2 separate regions of the Homo sapiens genome follow, and region 2 is linked to region 1. Evidence: read pairs that join two places in POLR2A ChIA-PET (ENCODE). Cell type or tissue: IMR-90. All regions are shown on one strand. Each heading gives the region's core, and the rest is flanking DNA. Links, peaks and the distances in the headings are about the cores only.

Region 1 (4,393 bases), core at 161-4,160:
GTTTGGGTTTGTCTGATTTTTTTCTCAGACTGGGGTTATAGGTTTTCAAGAGGAAGACCACAGGAATGAAGAGGTATTCTCATCACATCACATCAAGGGTATATGCTATCAACATGCCTTATCACTCATGATATCAACCTTGACCAGCTGACAGAGGAAGTGTTTGCCAGGTTTCTCTACAGTGAAGTTACTTTTCCTTCCTCCTATGTTGCTAAGTGCAGCTCACACTCAAAGGGTGAGGATTGAAGCTCCACTTTCTTGAGGGGGCCAATGTCTATATATCCTACAAAATAATTTATCTATATAAATTATTTGGAATTCTTCATTTACTTGTAAGAATGGACTTATAGATATTTATTTAATACTTTGTGTTATATTCCAACGCTACATTATTTATTTAGATGCTCAGATTGTTCTAGTATTAGGCATATACAGGATATCTGGCAAAAGTCATAACAGATAGAGTGTGGTAGCTCACGCTTGTAATCCCAGTACTTTGGGAGGCTGAGGTGGGCAGGTCACTTGAGGCTAGGAGTTTGAGACCAACCTGGCCAATATAGTGAAACCCCACCTCTACTAAAAATACAAAAAAATTCAGTCGAGCATGGTGGCACAAGCCTGTAGTCCCAGCTACTCAGGAGGCTGAGGCATGAGAAAGACTTGAACCTGGGAGGCAAAGGTTGCAGTGAGCCGAGATTGCACAACTGCACTCCAGCCTGGGTGACAAAGCAAGACACTGTCTCAAAAAAAAAAAAAAAAAAAAAAATCCACCACAGTCAACATCAACAAATTAAACAAACAAATAAATAGCAATGGGGATCCAGATCTTGGTTTCTAATACCCTTAAGTATACAATACATTATTATTCTCTGTAGTCACCATGCTGTACAACTGATCTCCAGAACTTATTCATCCTAACTGAAACCTTGTATCCTTTGACCAACATCTCCCCATTCCCTGACCTTTGTCCCCCAGCCGGCCCCTGGCATTCTTCTACCCTCTGCTTCCATGAGTTCAACTATTTTAGATTCCACATATAATTGGAATCATGCAGTATTTGTCCTTCTGTGCCTGGCTTATTTCACTTAGCTTAATGTCCTCCAAGTTCATCCATGTTGTTGCAAATGACAGGATTTTCTTCTTTTCTAAGGTTGAAGAGTATTTCATTTTGTGTGGTGTGTATTTGAGAGTGTGTGTATGTGTGTATGTAACACATTTTCTGTATCTGTTCATGCATCAATGGATAGTTTAATTCCACATCTTGGTAATTATTAACAATACTACAATGAACATGGGAGCGTAGATACCTCTTTGACATACTGATTTCACATCTTTTAGATATATACCCAGAAAAGGGTGCTTGCAATTGAAATTTAATTAACCAGAAATGGGATTGCTGGATCATATGATAGTTATTTTATAACCATGGCTGCTGCTTCCAGAAAACATGGTTACTTCCTTGCCTAACTATCCTGCCTCACCAGCAGTATGCATTGGCTTTTCTTTTTTTTTCTTTTTTTTTTGAGACAGGGTCTTGCTCTGTTGCCCAGGCTGGAGTGCGGTCACTACAGCCTGGAAACTCTGGGCTCAAGGGATCCTCCCACCTCAGCCTTCTGAGTAGTTAGGACTACAGGCGCTGGCCACCAAGCCTGGCTAATTTTGTTTCTCTTTTTTGTAGAGAGGAGGTCTCCCTTTGTTGCCCAAGCTGGTCTCAAACTCCTGGGATCATGTGATCTTCGCACCTCAGGCTCCTCAGTAGCTGGTACTACAGGCATGCTCACCATATTTGGCTAAAATTTTTTTTTTTTTTGTAGCTACGGGGTCCCTCAGAATTGTCCACGCTCGTCTTGAACTCCCCTCAAGCGATCCTCTCACCTTGGCCTCCCAAAGTGCTGGGATTACAGGCGTGAGGCACTCCACCCATAGTGGCTTTTGATACCCTCAGAAAACAGCTAATTATGTGTGCCTACGGGGTTATTCCGTTTGTACCATCAGGGTAACATTTTCAGCCGTCCTATTTCTCTGGCAAAACCTTTTGGGCCCTCGGTGACTTTTTGCTGAATGGGTGACCCCCTCCCAGGGCAGGGCCATAAGAATCACTGGAGAGATGAGGGTCTGGGGAGGCGCAGAGAGAAGGCTGAAGGCGGTCTCACTTTCCTGCACCAGGAAAGGGAACGAGGAGCGCTGCACTCTCCCAGTCCTGGAGAGGACAGGAAAACGCTGCCACCGCGGAGACAGACGCCTACAGCGTGGGCTTTAAATCCAGCGTGGGTGTGGGGCAGCGTTGAGGCTCGATCTTCCGCCCTGCCCCTTAGACAGAGAAGGGAAGGAAGTCGAGGTCAGGAGGGGAGGGAGGGGAAAGGGCGGGAGGGAAATCGGAAGAGGGAAGGGCCGGGGAGGGAGGGAAAGAGGCCCGGGAGGATACGCCCGACGCTTCCATTGTAGTGGGGCTTCACTTGCCAAGGTGGAAGTGGTAGCGCCGGTGGTGGTACACTTTTTCGTACTTCTGAAATATTTCATAATTAACATTTGAGGAATTTTTTCTTTTTTGAAACAGGAACTAGCTCTGTCGCCCAGGCTGTAGTGCAGTGGCGCAATCACGGCTCACTGCAGCCTCCAGCTCCTGAGCTAAAGGGATCCTCCTGCCTTAGCTTCCTGAGTAGTTAGCACTACAGATTAGGGCCACCAGGCCTGGTTAATTTAAAAAAAAAAAAAATCCTCCCGCCTCTGCCTCTGCCTGTGAATTTGCTGGGATTGCAGGACTTAACCGCAGTGCCTGACCTAAGGAATCACTCAACCTCATTCCGGCAGGGATGACCACACGTGTTCAGGACATTTCCCTGGTAACTGGACTCGTCTTTAGTTCCCTGGGCTGCTCTCCTCCCGCGGTGACAGCCGTTCCCGGGGTGACCTCACTGCGCGCCCTGGAAAGGGCGAGACCGACCTCAGTACCCGCCTCGGTTTCCTTGCGGAGAATTTAAACCACTTCTGAGGGCCCTGAAGACAGTTCCGCGTCTTTTTTTTTTCTCTGTAAATGAGCTTTCTCCAGCCTATTTCGCAGACCCTGCGAACTTCAGATTCTCCCCTCATCCCGGCGGATCTGGGGATCCTCACTCTGACCAGTTGTTGGTGGGCTTGAAGGCCAGCGTCCCCTGGGGTTGGACCCTGTCTAATCCTCGCCTGCCCGGAAAAGGGGTGGGTGGGCATCAATCTCTGCAGCGCGCGAGCAGCAGGCGGCTGCGGAGGGGCGTGGGTTAGGGAGGTGGGTGCGGGCCTAAGCCTCTGAGCGCAGCACCCACCTCAGGAGGAGCCAAAGAAGATGCCTGCAGCAGGAGTCTCGGGTCCTGCGCCGACAGCATTACCCTGGGGAATTGTCTTGGTCTTTGGATTCTGGAGATGCGAGAAACTAGGACGGAGACCACAGCTGCAGGGAAAAGGCGACCAGTGCACAGAGCCTGTGCTCTATTGCTTTATATATTACTATAAAAATAACTGTATTGAGCTATAATCGATATACATGAAATTGCACTTGTTTAAAGTGTACAAAATGATGGATATCGGCCTATGTAGAATCCCTTGAAATCATCACCGCACTTAAGACAATGAGCCTATGGGGAGGGCTGGGTAAGGAGAGTGAGGCAGGAGAGTGAGGCACCTGCTAGTGCAAAATTGAAGGGGGCACCAAAGAAACACCACCTCTCAGTGACCAAGATAAACAATATTTTAAAATCAAAATTAATGCAAACATTTCTGATGAATAAAATATAAAAATGCTAAATGAAGAGAGGATCCAACTTTGCATTTGCCGGGCCCTGTGTCACTCCTCTCATCCTAGTCACACCTGTTGGGATTACAGGCATGAGCCACCATACCCTGCCCATTCTGGGTTTTAAACTGTACTTTATTTATTACTATTCTCTTTTTTTAAAACTGATCAACCACAAGCATACAAAAGTTCTCTGAATGAATGGAACTGTTTCCACACCTGGGTATTAACAGGCAAATTTTGAAGGTCATTCGATTTGGAATTTTCTTTTCTATAGCACTTCTAATCAGTGTGTGTGACACACACCTCAGAGGTAGGAAAGACTGTTTTTAGTAAATTATCTTCTTAATTGTAGAGAATTCCTGAAAATAAAACTGATGAAATTGTAAATTCTGCCTTGATGAGTTTCCAAAGGACAGATTCATGGTGTCCTATTTGAAGAATTAATCCCCTGGAATGTTCCAGCCTTTGTTGGACACTTGATAACAAGATCCACCAAGGGTTAGGGCAAGTGCACTAAGAAAGCCTTCTGCTACTCTCCGTCTCTTATTCTTTAGACCATCCAGTCTTGCTGGCAGAGAGGTCAGTGATTGCTCTGTTGTACCCACAGGGACATGCAACAGTTGT
Region 2 (4,393 bases), core at 133-4,132, 170 kb before region 1:
AGGCTGTGGACCTGAATTTGCAGGAGAAGCCAGGAGTCATCTGTGATGCTCTGCTGATAGCATAGAACAGCCCTGGCAGGGCCAGGACTACTGCACTTGCACTGCCCTTACTTTGAAGCAGAAGCTGGTGAACATGGGGGGCTACACTGGGGAGGTGTGTGTCAGGGCCAAGGTCCTCTGCCTGAGTCCTGAGAGCAGCGCAGAGGCTTTGGAGGCTGCAGTGTCTCCGATGGATTACCCTGCGTCCTATAGTTTTGCAGGCACCCAGCACATTGGAAGCCCTGCTGCAGTCCCTCGTGATTGTCTTGCTCGGCTTCAGGTCTCTCTTGAGTGACCTGTGCAGCTATGAGGTTTTAAATCTGCTCACAGCCCAGCAGTATGAGATATTCTCCAGAAGCTTCCACAAGAACAGAGAATTGTTTGTCCATGGCTTACCTGGCTTAGGAAAGACCATCATGGCCATGAAGATCATGGAGAAGATCAGGAATGTGTTTCACTGTGAGGCACACAGAATTCTCTACATTTGTGAAAGTCAGTTTCTGAGGAATTTCATCAGGTAAGCAGTTGGACCTTATGTCTCTAAGTATTATTTAATCTGGGTTTAATTTTCTCTGCTAAGTCACCTTGTCCCTTGAAAATTAAGTGGTAAAATTATCTGTGACAACAAACTGTGTTTAGGAGAGCACAATGGGGTAATTTTTTCTACCTTTTTTTTATTATACTTTAAGTTGTAGGGTACATGTGCACAACGTGCAGGTTTGTTACATATGTATACATGTGCCATGCTGGTGTGCTGCACCCATCAACTCGTCATTTAACATTAGGTATATCTCCTAATGCTATCCCTCCCTCTCCCCTCACCCCACAACAGGCCCCGGTGTGTGTGATGTTCCCTTTCCTGTGTCCATTTTCTACCTTTTTTAGCTAAAGAAAACCGACTCGGGTCATTTTTCATTTTCTTGAGACAGAGTCTTGCTCTGTCACCCAGGCTGGAGTACAGTGGCACCATCATGACTCACTGTAGCCTCAACTTCCTGAGCTCAAGCAATCCTCTCACCTCAGCTTCCTGAGTAGCTAGGACCCAGTTGCCTGCCATCATGCCTGGATAATTTAAAAATATTTTTGTAAAAACAATTATGTAGCTCAAGCTGGAGTGATCATAGTTCACCATATCCCTGAACTCCTGGGCTGAAGTGATCCTCCTGCCTCAGCCTCCCCAATTGCTGGAATTGTAGGCATGAGCCACTGTGCCAGGCTCAATTGGGTTTTGATGGTGCCTGCCTATCTCTGCAATCTGGCTTTAGCTAGCTGGGACTTACTCTATTAAAGATCTGAAAATCCACCCAGCCATGGTAAAATAAAACAAAATGCTTTTAAAATTTAAGTTAACTTTTTATTTTAAAATATTCATAGACTTACAGAAAAGTTGCAAAGATAGTACAGAAAGTTCCTGTGTACCCTTCACTCAGTTCCCTCTTTCATTACCACATTACTGTGGTTCACTTTTCACAACCATAGTACATTGCTGTGAACTAAACTCCGCAATTTATCTGGATTTCCCAGTTTTCTCCTACTCTGCTTGTCTGTTCCAGGATCCCATCCAGGATGCCATATGACATTTAGTAGTTATGTCTCCTTAGCTTCCTTGGATCTGTGATAATTTTTCAGACTTTATTTTTGAAGACCTGGATAGTTTTGAGAAGCCCTGTTCAGGCACTTTGTAGAATGTCCCTTTTGGGTTTGTCTGATGTTTTTCTCATAGTTAGGCTGGAGTTATAGGTTGTCAACTTAAAAATCACACAATTTATAAGTTTAGAAAAGATATTTTATTTATTATAAAGTGTTACAACTTGCAGGCTGGCCATCCTGATTGGGGGGAAGCTTAGACAGAAAGGCAGCACTTTGAGAGAAGGGAGGATGGAACAGGGATTTGTGCTGAATGGCTTGGGCAGTATATATATTCAGCAGGTTATAGGAGGAGATATGAATACTCCTGAGAGGGGGTTGTGCATGTGCATGGAGAGTAAACATGCTTATTGTGTGTAGTGTCCCATGGTCACTTTTTAGTAGAGACAACTTTTTTTTTTTTGAGACCGAGTTTTGCTCTGTCGCCCAGGCTGGAGTGCAGTGGTATGATCTCGGCTCACTGCAACTGCTGCCTCCTGGGTTCAAGCAAATTCTCCTGCCTCAACCTCCCGAGTAGCTGGGACTACAGGCGTGCATCACCAACCCTGTCTAATTTTTGTGTTTTTAATAGAGTACGGGTTTTGCCATGTTGGCCAGGCTGGTCTTGAACTCCTGACCTCAGGTGATCCATCCGTCTTGGCCTCCCAAAGTGTTGGGATTACAGGCATGAGCCATCGTGCCCAGCCAGTAGAGACTAAACTTTATAATTATTACAATTAGACCCTATATGTTTTAACTTTTATATCTATTACAATTAGACCTTACACATCAAAAGTCTTTTCAGGAGAAGAAGGCACTCAAGTGCTCAGAATCGAAACCAGCCAGAAGCAGTCCATGGTTGGTGGTCTTGTTATCAGAAGAAAGTTACTAAAATCAGTCTCTTGTCCAGTCAAAGCTGTAGTTAGGGCTGGTGGAGCAGGTGGTCAGTTGGTTCATGTCTGGCAGTGGATGCGCTGCAGTTGTTTTAATATTGCTTATCTCCAGGCCAGTGTTTGTTTAGCTGATAGAAGAAAAGAAAAAGCTTGTGGCTATTAGAACATAGTTTATTCTTTAAGTGTAGGGACGCGTGACTCAATTCTTGCCTGTCAAGGCTTTAGGTCCTATTTACAACTTGGTATCTTATTGCCACGAAGAGACTGTTCCATCGGTCTTATGATGTTTATTTTAACCTGAGTGCTGGTCAGTTGTTGTGTCTAAACTGCAAAAGAGAGCGGTTATAATGAGGTGCGGCTGACCTGCCATTCCATTATGCTTGCAAATTCAACTTTTAAGGTTTTTCTGGGGTCCCCTTGGCCAAGAGAGGGTCTGTTCAGTGGTTGGGGGGCTTAGGATTTTATTTTTCATACTCAAGATTTTCAAGAGGAAGACCACAGGGATGAACTGTAATTGTCATCATATCATATCAGGGGTGTATGCGATCGACATGTCTTATCATGTGGATATTAACCTTGACTGTATGAGTCAGAAAGTGTTTGCCAGGTTGATCCACCGTATTTACTTTTCCTCCCTCAGGTGTCATAAGTGCAGTTCACACTCAAAGGGTGGGGATTGAAGTGCCACTTCCTTGATGTGGGGAGAGAGGATGTAGCTATTATACATAAGTTATTTGGAATTCTTCTGTATAGGAGACTTGTCTTTTCTCCATTTACTCATTCATTCAATCTTTTACTTGTATGAATGAACTTATAGGTATTTATTTAATATTTTGGGTTATATTTCAATATTACATTATTTAGTTCCTCAAATTGTTCTAGTATTAGCCATTGGAAGCTCTTTCTTTTTTATTTATTTTATTTTGCTTTAAGTTCTGGGATACATGTGCAGAACGTGCAGGTTTGTTACATAGGTATACATGTGCCATGGTAGTTTGCTGCACCCATCAACCTGTCATCTAGATTTTAAGCCGTGCATGCATTAAGTATTTGTCCTAATGCTCTCCCTCTCCTTGCCCCCCTACCCTCTGACAGGCCCCAGTGTGTGATGTTCCCCTTTGTGTGTCCGTGTGTTCTTATTGTTCAACTCCCACTCATAAGTGAGAACATGTGGTGTTTGGTTTTCTGTTTCTGTGTTAGTTTGCTGAGAATCATGGCTTCCAGCTTCATCCACGTCTTTGCAAAGGACATGAACTCATTCTTTTTTATGGCTGCATAGTGTGTACGTGCCACATTTTCTTTATCCAGTCTATCATTGATGGGCATTTGGGTTGGTTCCAAGTCTTTGCTATTGTAAATAGTGCTGCAGTAAACATATGTGTGCATGTGTCTTTATAGTAGAATGATTTATAATCCTTTGGGTATATACCCAGTAATGGGATTGCTTGGTTAAATGGTATTTCTGGTGTTAGATCCTTGAGGAATTGCCACACTGTCTTCCACAATGGTTGAATTAATTTACACTCCCACCAACAATGTAAAAGTGTTCCTATTTCTCCACATCCTCTCCAGCATCTGTTGTTTTCTGACTTTTTAATAATCGTCATTCTAACTGGTGTGAGATGCTATCTCATTGTGGTTTTGATTTGCTTTTCTCTAATGACCTGTGATGGTAAGCTTTTTTTCATGTTTGTTCGGTGCATAAATGTCTTTTTTTTTTTTTTTTTAAATACAGTCTCACTCTGTCTCCCAGGCTGGAGTGCAGTGGCACGATCTCGGCTTACTGCAACCTCTGCCTCCTGGCTTCAAGCAATTCTCCTCCCTCAGCTTCCCGA

Evidence for each region. ChIA-PET counts read pairs that join two places held together with the same protein. Peaks named below come from ENCODE experiments on the same cell type or tissue, not always from the same donor. Only the 100,000 strongest peaks of a DNase experiment are listed, where the experiment ranks them.
Region 2: POLR2A ChIA-PET joins it to region 1 with 5 read pairs; 4 of 35 experiments call an interaction of 5 or more read pairs at or near these places.

Annotation. Positions count from the first base shown.
Region 1 is chr17:35,344,480-35,348,872 of GRCh38, reverse strand. It overlaps the pseudogene LOC101060119. Among named protein-coding and RNA genes, the nearest start is that of SLFN11, 27 kb to the left of the region's middle. In IMR-90, for the core only: no CTCF peak of the experiment used is centred there; no DNase peak of the experiment used is centred there; H3K4me3 peaks cover 815 bases; H3K27ac peaks cover 759 bases.
Region 2 is chr17:35,518,442-35,522,834 of GRCh38, reverse strand. It overlaps SLFN12L (schlafen family member 12 like), which reads left to right. Exons shown (of 5, transcript NM_001363830.2): 2 at 1-556. The coding sequence starts at 471. Among named protein-coding and RNA genes, the nearest start is that of SLFN12L, 17 kb to the left of the region's middle. In IMR-90, for the core only: no CTCF peak of the experiment used is centred there; no DNase peak of the experiment used is centred there; H3K27me3 peaks cover 389 bases.